Regions from separate parts of the Mus musculus genome. Here region 1 is linked to region 2. The links are chromatin loops, found by intact Hi-C in ENCODE. Cell type or tissue: heart. All regions are shown on one strand. Each heading gives the region's core, and the rest is flanking DNA. Links, peaks and the distances in the headings are about the cores only.

What was found. Peaks named below come from ENCODE experiments on the same cell type or tissue, not always from the same donor. Only the 100,000 strongest peaks of a DNase experiment are listed, where the experiment ranks them.
Region 1: a loop joins it to region 2, with 5 times the contacts of the local background. A loop is called at or near these places in 1 of 42 quality-filtered maps.

What each region holds. Positions count from the first base shown.
Region 1 is chr7:129,985,472-129,990,856 of GRCm38, forward strand. No RefSeq gene overlaps it. Among named protein-coding and RNA genes, the nearest start is that of Gm4265, 26 kb to the left of the region's middle. In heart, for the core only: no CTCF peak of the experiment used is centred there; no DNase peak of the experiment used is centred there; H3K27ac peaks cover 1,696 bases.
Region 2 is chr7:130,473,238-130,478,622 of GRCm38, forward strand. The region is part of intron 8 of Ate1 (arginyltransferase 1); the gene reads right to left. Among named protein-coding and RNA genes, the nearest start is that of Ate1, 44 kb to the right of the region's middle. In heart, for the core only: a CTCF peak has its summit at 2,925 (motif pointing left); no DNase peak of the experiment used is centred there.

The DNA.
Region 1 (5,385 bases), core at 88-5,087, 490 kb before region 2:
CTCCTGCCCTTCAACAGCCTTCCCATCTTGTAGCAACTCACTGTTTGGATATGATCAAATTCAGCTAAGAAGGTGGGCTTTGGAATTGGGCTGTGCCCACATAAATTAGAGTGCTCGCTCTCTGTCTCTCTCTGTGTCTCTCTCTTATCTGTCTCTCTCTTCTCTGTCTCTCTCTGTCTCTCTGTCTGTCTCCGTCTCTGTCTGTCTCTCTTCCTCTCTCTCTCCCTCTCTCTCTCCCTCTCCCTCTCTCCCTCTCTCTCTCTCTCCCTCTCTCTCTTTCCCTCTCTCTCTCTCCCTCTCTCTCTCTCTCCCAGCTGTATAGTCTTACTGAACTTTCTCTCTCTTAGCCTCAGGACACTCATACAATAAAAAGGTCCCTACTGAGTTCCTGTTTTGCAATAGGCCTACCAATCACTGGCTGCTCTTAAAATTCCAGTCCATCTGTTGGTCAGACCACTGTGTATTCCTTCAGAGGATATTTTGGAAACATTTACTCCAAGTCAGGTACCGATCCAGAGCACAGTTTCCAGAACCTTACACATTTCAGTTTCTCTCTTTGCTCTCTCTCTCTCTCCGCCCCCCCTCTCTCCCTCCCTCTCTCTCTCTCTCTCTCTCTCTCTCTCTCTCTCTCTCTCTCTCTCTCGTGTGTGTGTGTGTGTGTGTGTGTGTGTGTGTGTGTGTGTGTGTGTGTATACATGTGTTTAGCGGCCAGAGGACCACAACCTTATATGCCATCCCTCAGGAACCATCCACCTTGTCTTTTGAAACAGGTTTCTCATTGCGAGGAACTAGATGAATAGGCTGAACTGGCTGGCCAGTGAGCCCTAGGAACACACATGTCTCCATGTCCCTGGTGTAGAAATTATAAGCATGCGCTGCCTCACCTGATTTTTTTTAATGTGGGTTCTGGGAGTTGAACTCAGGTCCTCGTGTTGCACAGTAACCACTTTACAGAGTCACTCTGCTAGCCTTTAAAACCCTTTTTTTTTCTATCATCTATGTGTTTCAGATTAGTAACAGCTTTAGGGCCTTTACATAGAAGCCCTTCTTCCTGATGCCCAGGTAGAAAATGGGGCGTGCAGTCTCAAGTTCCCAGTTAACCTGAGCCTGCACTTAGGTTCATGCATGCACACACTCATAACACCCCCCCTACACACACACACACATACACACACACACAAGCACACACACACACCATCATCATCATCACCATCACCATCACCATCATCACCATCCACGAATGCATAACAGTCCTATCATCAGGTAATTATCTTCCTGCTAACTTTTCTCTTCAGAATTCCCTTCTTGTCCTTCATGCAGCTGCTTCTGATTCTAGGAGCCCCAGGGCAGCAGACCTGCTCAGCCTTTCCACCCTGCCTCATCTTGCCCCTATAAAGACGCACTGCCCTAAGCTATACAATTTCCAGAACAAACATGTAGGATGCTTTACAGCCCAGCCCAGTCCAGGAGCAGAAAGCTATCTTTTCTGTTCAAGTGGCTGTCTTGTTAATTAGTATCTTATCAGCCAAGCAGGGCTTGCCCAGACAAACAGGGACTATTTTTACCCAGGCTATCATTGTGCAGGTGTGGCCAACAACACAGCCAGAGTCTCAGTCTTGTCATCTAACACAGGATGCAGAGAACATTCAGGTACCTGGCTGAGCTCAGACACCTGTGTGATGGTCAGCCTGGGTTCTTCACACCGAGGGGGCAAATGATCCTGGAGGGTTAGTCATCAAGCCAGGCAGGAGAGGTTATGGGGTCACGATTCCTGGGAAGAGAGGACCATTAAAATGTGCACTTCCTGAGGATGGTAGAGGAAAAGTAAGCTGGGGGAGGGGGAGGCTAAGTGGTTCTGCAGAGCTGGTCCCATCTCCATGGAGGGGCCCCTCTGGGTCACCAGGTCATAGCTCCCACTGCTAACCAAATTGTGTCAAGGTTTTGGTCCCTGGGAGTCATTGCTTCAGTCCAGCACTTGCACATGGCTGAATGTCTCCAAATGTGACCTTGCTGAAGGAAAATAGCTCTCATTTGTCACTTTGGGAATAATAAACAATTTCAAAACTAGGGTGGGAGGGCACAGCAGCTATTTCGAAACAGTTAAAAAGCGTATTTTAGGGGAAAAAAAGAGTGACTGTTTCCATCTCTCCAGTCTTCCCTTCCCCCAAAAAAACAACCAAAAGAACGCGGGCACTCTTGCTCTTAGTTTTATTTTTTGTGCTTTCAGAGATCTCCACTAAAAAGCTCAAGGTGTGCTCAGGACAAATACACCCTTGTGGCTACTTGAAAAAGAAACAAACTCCAGTATGAAAATACCAAGGCGCTCCTCTTTTCTTATGTAAATAAATCTCCAGATGGCTCATTTGTAGGGCTGTGTTTACTAATTCTTGTTTTCTTTCTGGACAATCTGTTCCCAGTCCCCGTCTTATCGTGAACACCCTGGAGGTAAAGCTTCCTAGTGCATTCAGTGGAACAACCATCTGAATACATGGCCAACCTGAGTACCACAGCAATGGTGCCAATGCCACACCCACATGCCACACAGGCAGCACACAGACACCACACACATTATACACATATCACACACATCATACACACACACACATACACACACGCATACTACACAGACATTACACACACCTACCACATATACCACCACCACCACAAGAAGAATGTATATATCAGGTACACATTACACATATATTACACACACACCACACACATACACACACACTGCATATACATCACACATATACACATGCATGTACACACCACACACATATACACATACTACATACATCACACACATAAATATGTGTGTACATACCACACACATATACATGCATGTACATACTACACACAACATACACATTACACAGACATTAAATACACAACACTCACACATATATATTGTACACACACACCATACATAAATCATACACACTTACCACATATACCACACACTACCACGTATATATTCATGAACATACCAAACACAACAACACACATACACATCATATACACATACCCCACATATCACACACACATGCACATCACATATACACATATCATGCACACACACATACCATATACTTAACACATACACATACCAGGCACATACACACATATCACATAAACATGCCACAGACATATTACAAATACACCATATACACATACTCCCACACACATTACATACATACCATAACATACATGTACATTACACGCATCGTGCATATACACCATGTACATATTATACACATATGTGCATACAACATATACCACGAAGACATCATACACATATCACACACATACATATTTCATACACATCTCACATCCCACATATACCCATATATACATATTCACCATAGATATATCACACACACACACAGTATCTTATGAAGGACTAAACACTCGTGCTATTATTGTTGTTTGGGAACAAGATCTATATTTTAGTGTTAGAAGACAATGATTTCAGGGTTACTAGAACATTAAAACGAATGATTGGCACATCTAGTTCAGGAATAAAACGCTATGCTCAAATCTCTTTCCTCTCTTCCTCCTAGTGCCCACTGCAGACACCACAGTCATGTGCGGAGTCCTTTCCACTTACAATCAGTGTGATCAGATGACTGTTTCCGACAGCCTCAACCAAGTCATCACCAATGGAGCTCACAGTTCTGTGTGAGGTGACATACATTTACCACCCTGAGCCTTTCGCTTTACCATGGAGTCACCAGAACTGGGCATGGGCTCGGTGGTGTTCAGTGCCTCCCAGTGATGGAAGAGCACCTGTCATTATGAGAGATCACCCAGCTGTCTCTGCTTTGGACTGGGAAGCCGTCTGTGTTTTCACTGCTCTTGACTCTGCTGTGAAGATGCGACCTTCGCTTATGAAGTCAAGTGACGTGCCACCGTAGGATTGCTGTATCTGACTCTGTCACCCACAGAAAGCAGGCAGAGTTTTCTTTAACATTCTATTTTTATAAAGTTCTCAAAAATGTCACTTTTTGCTTATTGCTGATTCTAGATTATAACAGCTATCAGGCCTTCAGTTCAATAATGTCTTGTAGTGTACCCACCAAGAACTCATGTTACTGCATCATAATTTAAAATAATATTTTGTTAAATATATTTCCATGTATTTGACTTCTTTTGTAAGTCTACATATTTATTTTTATGTACTTAAAGCATCATCCCAAGAAGGGATTCGAAGAGTTCACCAAAGGCTGTGATACTTCACTAAGTAGGATGTGTACAACACACATGCAAAGACTAAAAACCCGATTACAAGAAAGCCAGGTCCCCTAAACTCTTGGGTTCACTCTTCATGCACATAAGAGCCCTTGCTTTAAGACAGTCATCTTGGATGAAGTCAATAGTTACCTCCATATTGATAAGAGATTATGTTAAGTTAAAAATTATTCATGTTAGAGATACAAGAGAGGGAGAGAGAGACAAACAGGTGTATGAAGTAAAAAGCAGACTGCCGTATCCTACTCTCCAAGGTCACTATTGGGATGCACTTGACATTGCTTTCTACACTCTGTATTCAGTACACAAACTGGGATTAACCACACATCCACTTATCCTACAGCCAACATATTTCATGTAATAAAATAAAATAGAATGTTGCCATGGGCATCTTTCCTTCATGAAAGTTTGCCTCATTCTTTTTAGTGACTGAAATATTCCAACAGATGAAGACAGCATCCCAATGCACATAAGCCCCAATATAGGAGAATCTCCCCAGCCCTCACTGGAGCCTGAGTATCAGACACTTAGCTTGAACATCTCTGGGCTAGTCTACCATAGCTAAATCAGTGGCTGAGGCCATCACTAGTAAAGTTAACCAGCACATATCTGCATCTGGGCAAACCGGACCTGTGTTCATGCATAAAGAGACATGTTCCCATGTGAACATAGATGCATCTAGACAAACTTGTTTCCAGCTTGATAGGCTGCAAAGAAAGGTTCCTCTGTCCTTGGTAAGCAGATGTCACCACTACAGGGGTCACTGGATATTTGAGGCCAGGCTGAAGCAGAAGCAACAGGCTTGAAGCTCCTGCCAACGACCCCTGAGTGACAAGGTCTAATCCCAAAGTAAAACCAGGTTCTGGTTGTCACACAGTCTCTGGAACCCTGAATTAGTGTCATCGTTTATGGGGCTGGCCATGAGCCTTCCAAGTTCTACCAGACTCGGAAGGCACAGCTGGAAAAGATCTTTAAAATTTCCCTCCATGCTAAGATTCTACGCCTTCTATGGCTGGTACACCTCTGCTACAAACAGTTCTCCTACTGTGCCTCAACAGATGTGTGGGTCAGCATCTCAGAATTCTCATCAATTGCCTTGGGTTATGTGAAAGGGTAGACTCTAGCCAAAACTCA
Region 2 (5,385 bases), core at 179-5,178:
TGGGGTCCTATAAAGGAAGACTTCAGTGACTGTCATTTCATTTCACAAAGCAATACACATCTCCAATTTCTACTGTCTCAACAATCACGTGATGCCCAAAACCTAACTGAGGAACGTCAACCTCCTGACCAATCAGCTTCAGGAGAACTGTCTGGCCACATATGCAAGATGCTTGCATTGTACTCACCACAGCAAACTCAAGACAAGAAAGGATGTCTTCAGTTCAACTGTTGGGCCTTACTGGCAGCTCTGCCCGAGCCAGAACTGCCCAACAGGCCTTAGATGCAAGGGAAGGGAACAGCTATCAAAGGACAATCTAGTGCTTTTGTTCCAGATTTCTAATTGGTGCCTTTGAGTAATAACACTCCCAAGTCAAGTGTATGGGACACAATCTGAAACTATAGGATTCTTTCCTTACATATACAGCTACAAGAAACAAAACCCTGCTCCTCTCTGGTTTGGCCCAGTGGTTCAAGCCACAGCCCTGTCTTCCTCTTCTGATTATCATTATCACCAACAGACTGCTGGCCATCACCTACAAATAACTATGTTTTCACTAGGTCCCTCCTGCTTCCTGCTTTACCTCTTCAAATAAAGCTGGGCCTAAGTAATAGACTAAACCAGGTAAAGCTTTGCTCCCACCAGTTCACTGGCTGGCCATCTCCACAGCGCTCCAACTCATGCCAGCTCTCAGCACATCTGCTCCTCAGGGTACTCCACACTTAGGGAAATTATCCAAACTCCAGCTTAACAGCTCAGCCCCTTCCCTTCATGTCTCCATGGCTTCTTTCAATTCTCTCCCTCCCACCACTTCTCTTTCCAAATTCTGGCCGTTAGCAATACCTTACCACAGGAAGCTGCCTCACACTATTATGCTGACATAAGAGAAGTGAAGTCCCTGGGTCCTCCCAGAGTGTTTGCCTAAGTCTCTTCAGAAAGCCAAGCAGTTCGCCATTCAAAAAATCTTGAAAAATGGTTTGAAAGCTTTTATTCATGGCTTGTTAGCTAATATTATGAGGATTAATAAAATAATGCTAAAATATTAATTAAAGCATATCAATTTCAATACTGATAAGTCACAGAGAGGAAAACACAGCAGAGTCTGCGTCTGACTCATGTCATCTATTACAGTCTCTCTAAGATCATCCCTGCTCCTTCTGATTGCAATGACCATTCACCAGCTGACAGAAGTAAAATTCTTTCTGGCTTCTGGCTATTATGAATAATGCTGGTATAATCATTCATGTATGATTATTTATGTGGATACATATTTTTATTTCACTTAGGCATAATCAAAAGAAGTTTTGAAATTATAACGTTAAATATGATATTTTGAAAAACAACTGAACTACGGCTCTACATTTTGTTTTCCTATCATCAAAATAAGAGAGTTCTAATTTCTCTACATTGTGCCAATCTCTCTCTGTCGTTTGATTCTATTCATTTAATGAGTTCATGGTGATTTTTCTCTGGTTTTAACTTCCATTTCCCAAATGAATATCAACAGACTGTTTCTCTGGTGTTTTCTAGACCTCTGTCTCCCCTGGAGAAGCACAACATTGAGTAACTTACCCACATTTAACTAGGTTCTACTGCTGTTATTAGAGTGCTATTGTATTCTGCTGGTTCTTGATGCCAATTTAATTACATTCTCCATCCTCTTCAATTTAGTGAACTTTGTAAAATACTCCAGAATATGCTCTGGCGTGGTGTACTTGAAAATGTACCGATTTGAAATATCACAATGAAGCCCATCACTTTGTATGCTAACTTAAATTTTAAAGGGGGGCAGTGAAGGAGATGTAGTTCAGTAGCAGAGTACTTGCCTGGGCTATTCCATGCCCTGAATCCAATCTCTAGTACTGGGAGAAACAAAAAAACAAAGAGGAACAGCTGGGAAGCCAGTTAAAGCAGGAATGCTTTACAAATGAGCCATGCTATCTGTAGTTTATGACTTGCTTGACTTCAAACGTGGCTTTTTGTCACTGAGGAGTATAGTATTGATAGACACCAATTAAGTAAAACTGTGAGCACATTGTTCAAGCCTTCTAAATTATCTCTAACTTCATCTAAATGTCCTCTCAAAGTATCAAGAAATTGTCCTAAAATGTTTAAGTGTCACTGATTTGACAATTTCTCCTTCTCCTTCACTTCTTTTAGTTTTTATTTTTACTTTGAAGGTGTTATTTTTAATGATTGCATTTTAGAATACACTTGATTTTTTGTTTCATTATGAAGCATCTTTCTGTCTTCAGTTTCTATCAGACAAAGACTACTTTGTTTGATTTAAAGACAGCCCATCCAATGTTCTTACGATAAATATTCATGGGAATAACTTACTGCAGCCTCTTACCTGTAAGCCATCCGTATCTTCATATTTAAGTGTAGAGCTTGCTTTTTATTCTTTTATCCAGTCTGACAATCTCTAATTTTTAAATGGAGTATGTAGTCCTACAGTGTAAAACAACATAACCACTGGCCACATATGGCTATTGAAATTTAACTAGAACAAAACTCTGAAATTTTTAAGTATAATGCAATAGCTATGTATACTCAAAAAAGTTTGAAACAATGCAAAAATAAAATTTCCCATGCAGCCAAGTTTGATTTAGGCTTTTATATTTAATGTAATAAATAATTGGACTTAAGAGGGCCATCTTGCCATTGGTCTTACAGTTTTTTATTTTTGTTCCAGTTACCTTATTTGACTTTTTCTACTTTTTAAAATCTTTAATGAACTGAAAACAATCTACTACTGTATCTTATCTTCACTATTGGATCATTCACATTATCTCTCTGTAATACACATAATACACATCTCATAATGATTTTCACAAGGGAACAATTTTGCCTCTTTGGAACTTTTGGCAGTCTGTCATCATCTACAGGACTGTGCTTATCATGGTGAAGAGTGCTACTGGCATCTAGTGGGCAGCAGCAAGAGGTGCAGCTAACTTTCCAACAGTGATCAGAGCCACACAGCACCTCCCAACCAAGTGAAGTGGTAAGGCTCATAAACCCTGCTCTCAAGTTCAGTAAATCTATCTCTAATTACCCGCTTCCTTCGTGTGAGAATCTTGAATGTGAGCATCTCACAACTGTGTCATTCTGTCTCCTTCCCACCTTGCTTTTCCTGACTCATATTGTGAGATGTGGTTCTCAGCTCCTAGCTAGTCTGATCTACCCGTCTGCGCTCAACTTTCATCATGAGAGGTAGATACTCTGTGAGAATATAAAGAATGTGATAAGCACAGTCCTGCATGTTACAGATGCTAGCTTCTCAGTAAGTATTATAACTCCTAAGAGAGAGGACTTGAATCTGAAATGAAGAATCAGAAGGACATACTTGAAGAGATGCCCAAGTGTGTGTTAACTTGTGCTGCAGCTTCCTCTGTTCTCTAAACATGACAAGGAGACCACAATCTACTGCACTGGCTGGCAGAGTCTGACTCTGAAGAGAAAGTCAGGAATCTCTTGACCTCTGATACAGAGTCCCATTTATTTACCTGCACTTAACTGAAGACATCTGTAAGCGGTGCCACACAACATGTAACTCAGACTCAGAAATATCTCTAAGTCAGAAGTCCCCTAAACCTAGCAGGTAAATGTTCATCAGCAGCTACACACAATCACACAAAATTAGAACTATAATAGAAATGCACTGTCTAGCTTGACAACATGATAAAAGGTCTTTTCCCATAAAGCTTAATGACTGCAATTGGTCTTCATGAGTGAAAAGGGTTAATCCCACAGAGAGAAGTAACTGACTCTACACACATGGTCCATTCAAATGACAACATATCAGATTACTGACGTAATTACTATAACCTGACAATTTCATTAGATTCATGTGGCAGTTAAATGGCTAGGACTTACAACAAAGGGACCTGGCTCACTCACATGACTTCTTATGGACAAAGTGAAGCTTAAGGTTGGCTATGTGAACTTCAAGTCTCCTACATTTTACTGTCTTTGCTGGAATTATTCTTGTTTTTTAAAATTAGGAAAGTGCCTATCTCTGGTTAAAACATAAGCTTAACAGTAAAATTAACCATGTAGAAGAGAGGCTTCCAGCATTCTCTTGCCTTGCTTAGGATTGCCTCTCAGACAGTGTAGTGAAATAGAACCAAACCCTGACTGAGCTCAAAGCTACTGAAGGAGATTTGGGGATGGCTGCCATTCGAAGGGCAGCATCTGTGGAATTCCAAGCTAATGGACTATCAAGAGAAACCCTCAAGGTATTTACTACCAGAGAATCGTGGGCGGGGTGATGATTTTTAATTATTTCATCTTTCTCCTGTATACCCATAAGCCTAATAAAAATTTGTCTTAGAAATCAACTTTGCCAAGAAGCTAGACATCTCCAAATCACCAAGAAAAGAAAACAGAAAATACTAACAAGCTGTCACTCAATTCTGGTGATGATGCTCTTCCTTCACACTTTCCATCAAAGGCTGCAGGTTCCATATACTCAGCCAGTATTTAACCAGAGTAGTGACCAGGGATTTAAAGACCTTCAGTGGTTGGTCCACTGTAGGGTAGTAGGTAAACTCCAAGCCCTTTCTGCAACTAATAACATCCAAAGGTAAAAAGACAGAGCTTCTGGTCTCAAGTAGGCTCGGTCAAGCTGAGAAGACAAGAGAGCTAAGTATATTAAAATACAAACAGTAAACTTCATTTGCTGTCAGATGAGTACTGTCAAGTTATGAATAACTAACCTCATTCATCTAACCTCACTCAGTACACCAACTTCATTCAGTCATCTCTCCATCTATCCACCCATCCATCCATCAACCCATTCAAAAAAGTATTTACTTACGCAGTACCTACTATAATATAAACATGGAGAAACAAGGTCCTCTTCTCACTGAACTTACATTAAAGAGAAATTAATTGGTGAGACCCATTTAAAAGCATTTTTGCAAATGGTCAATATCATCTAAATCAGCAATTCCTAACCTGGGGTTGTGACACCTTTGAGGATCAAATGATCCTTTCACGGGGTTCACATTATCAGACATCCTGCATATCAGCATTTACATTTGACTCATAACAGCAGCAAAATTACAGTTATGAAGTAGCAATGAAATAATTTTATGGTTGAGGTCACCACAACATGAGGAACTGCGTAGAGTATCACAGCATTAAGAAGGTTGAAATCTCTTATATTTTGGATGTGAGCCTAGCCTTTAACAGCTGAGTGGGCTGCAGAGATGGCTCAATGGTTAAGAGCATTGACTGCTCTCCAGAGATTCTGAGTTCAATTCCCAACAACCACATGGTGGCTCACAACCATCTGTAATGGGATCTGATGCCCTCTTCTGGTGTGTCTGAAGACACCTACAGTATACTCACATATAAATAAATCTTTAAAAAAAAAAAAAG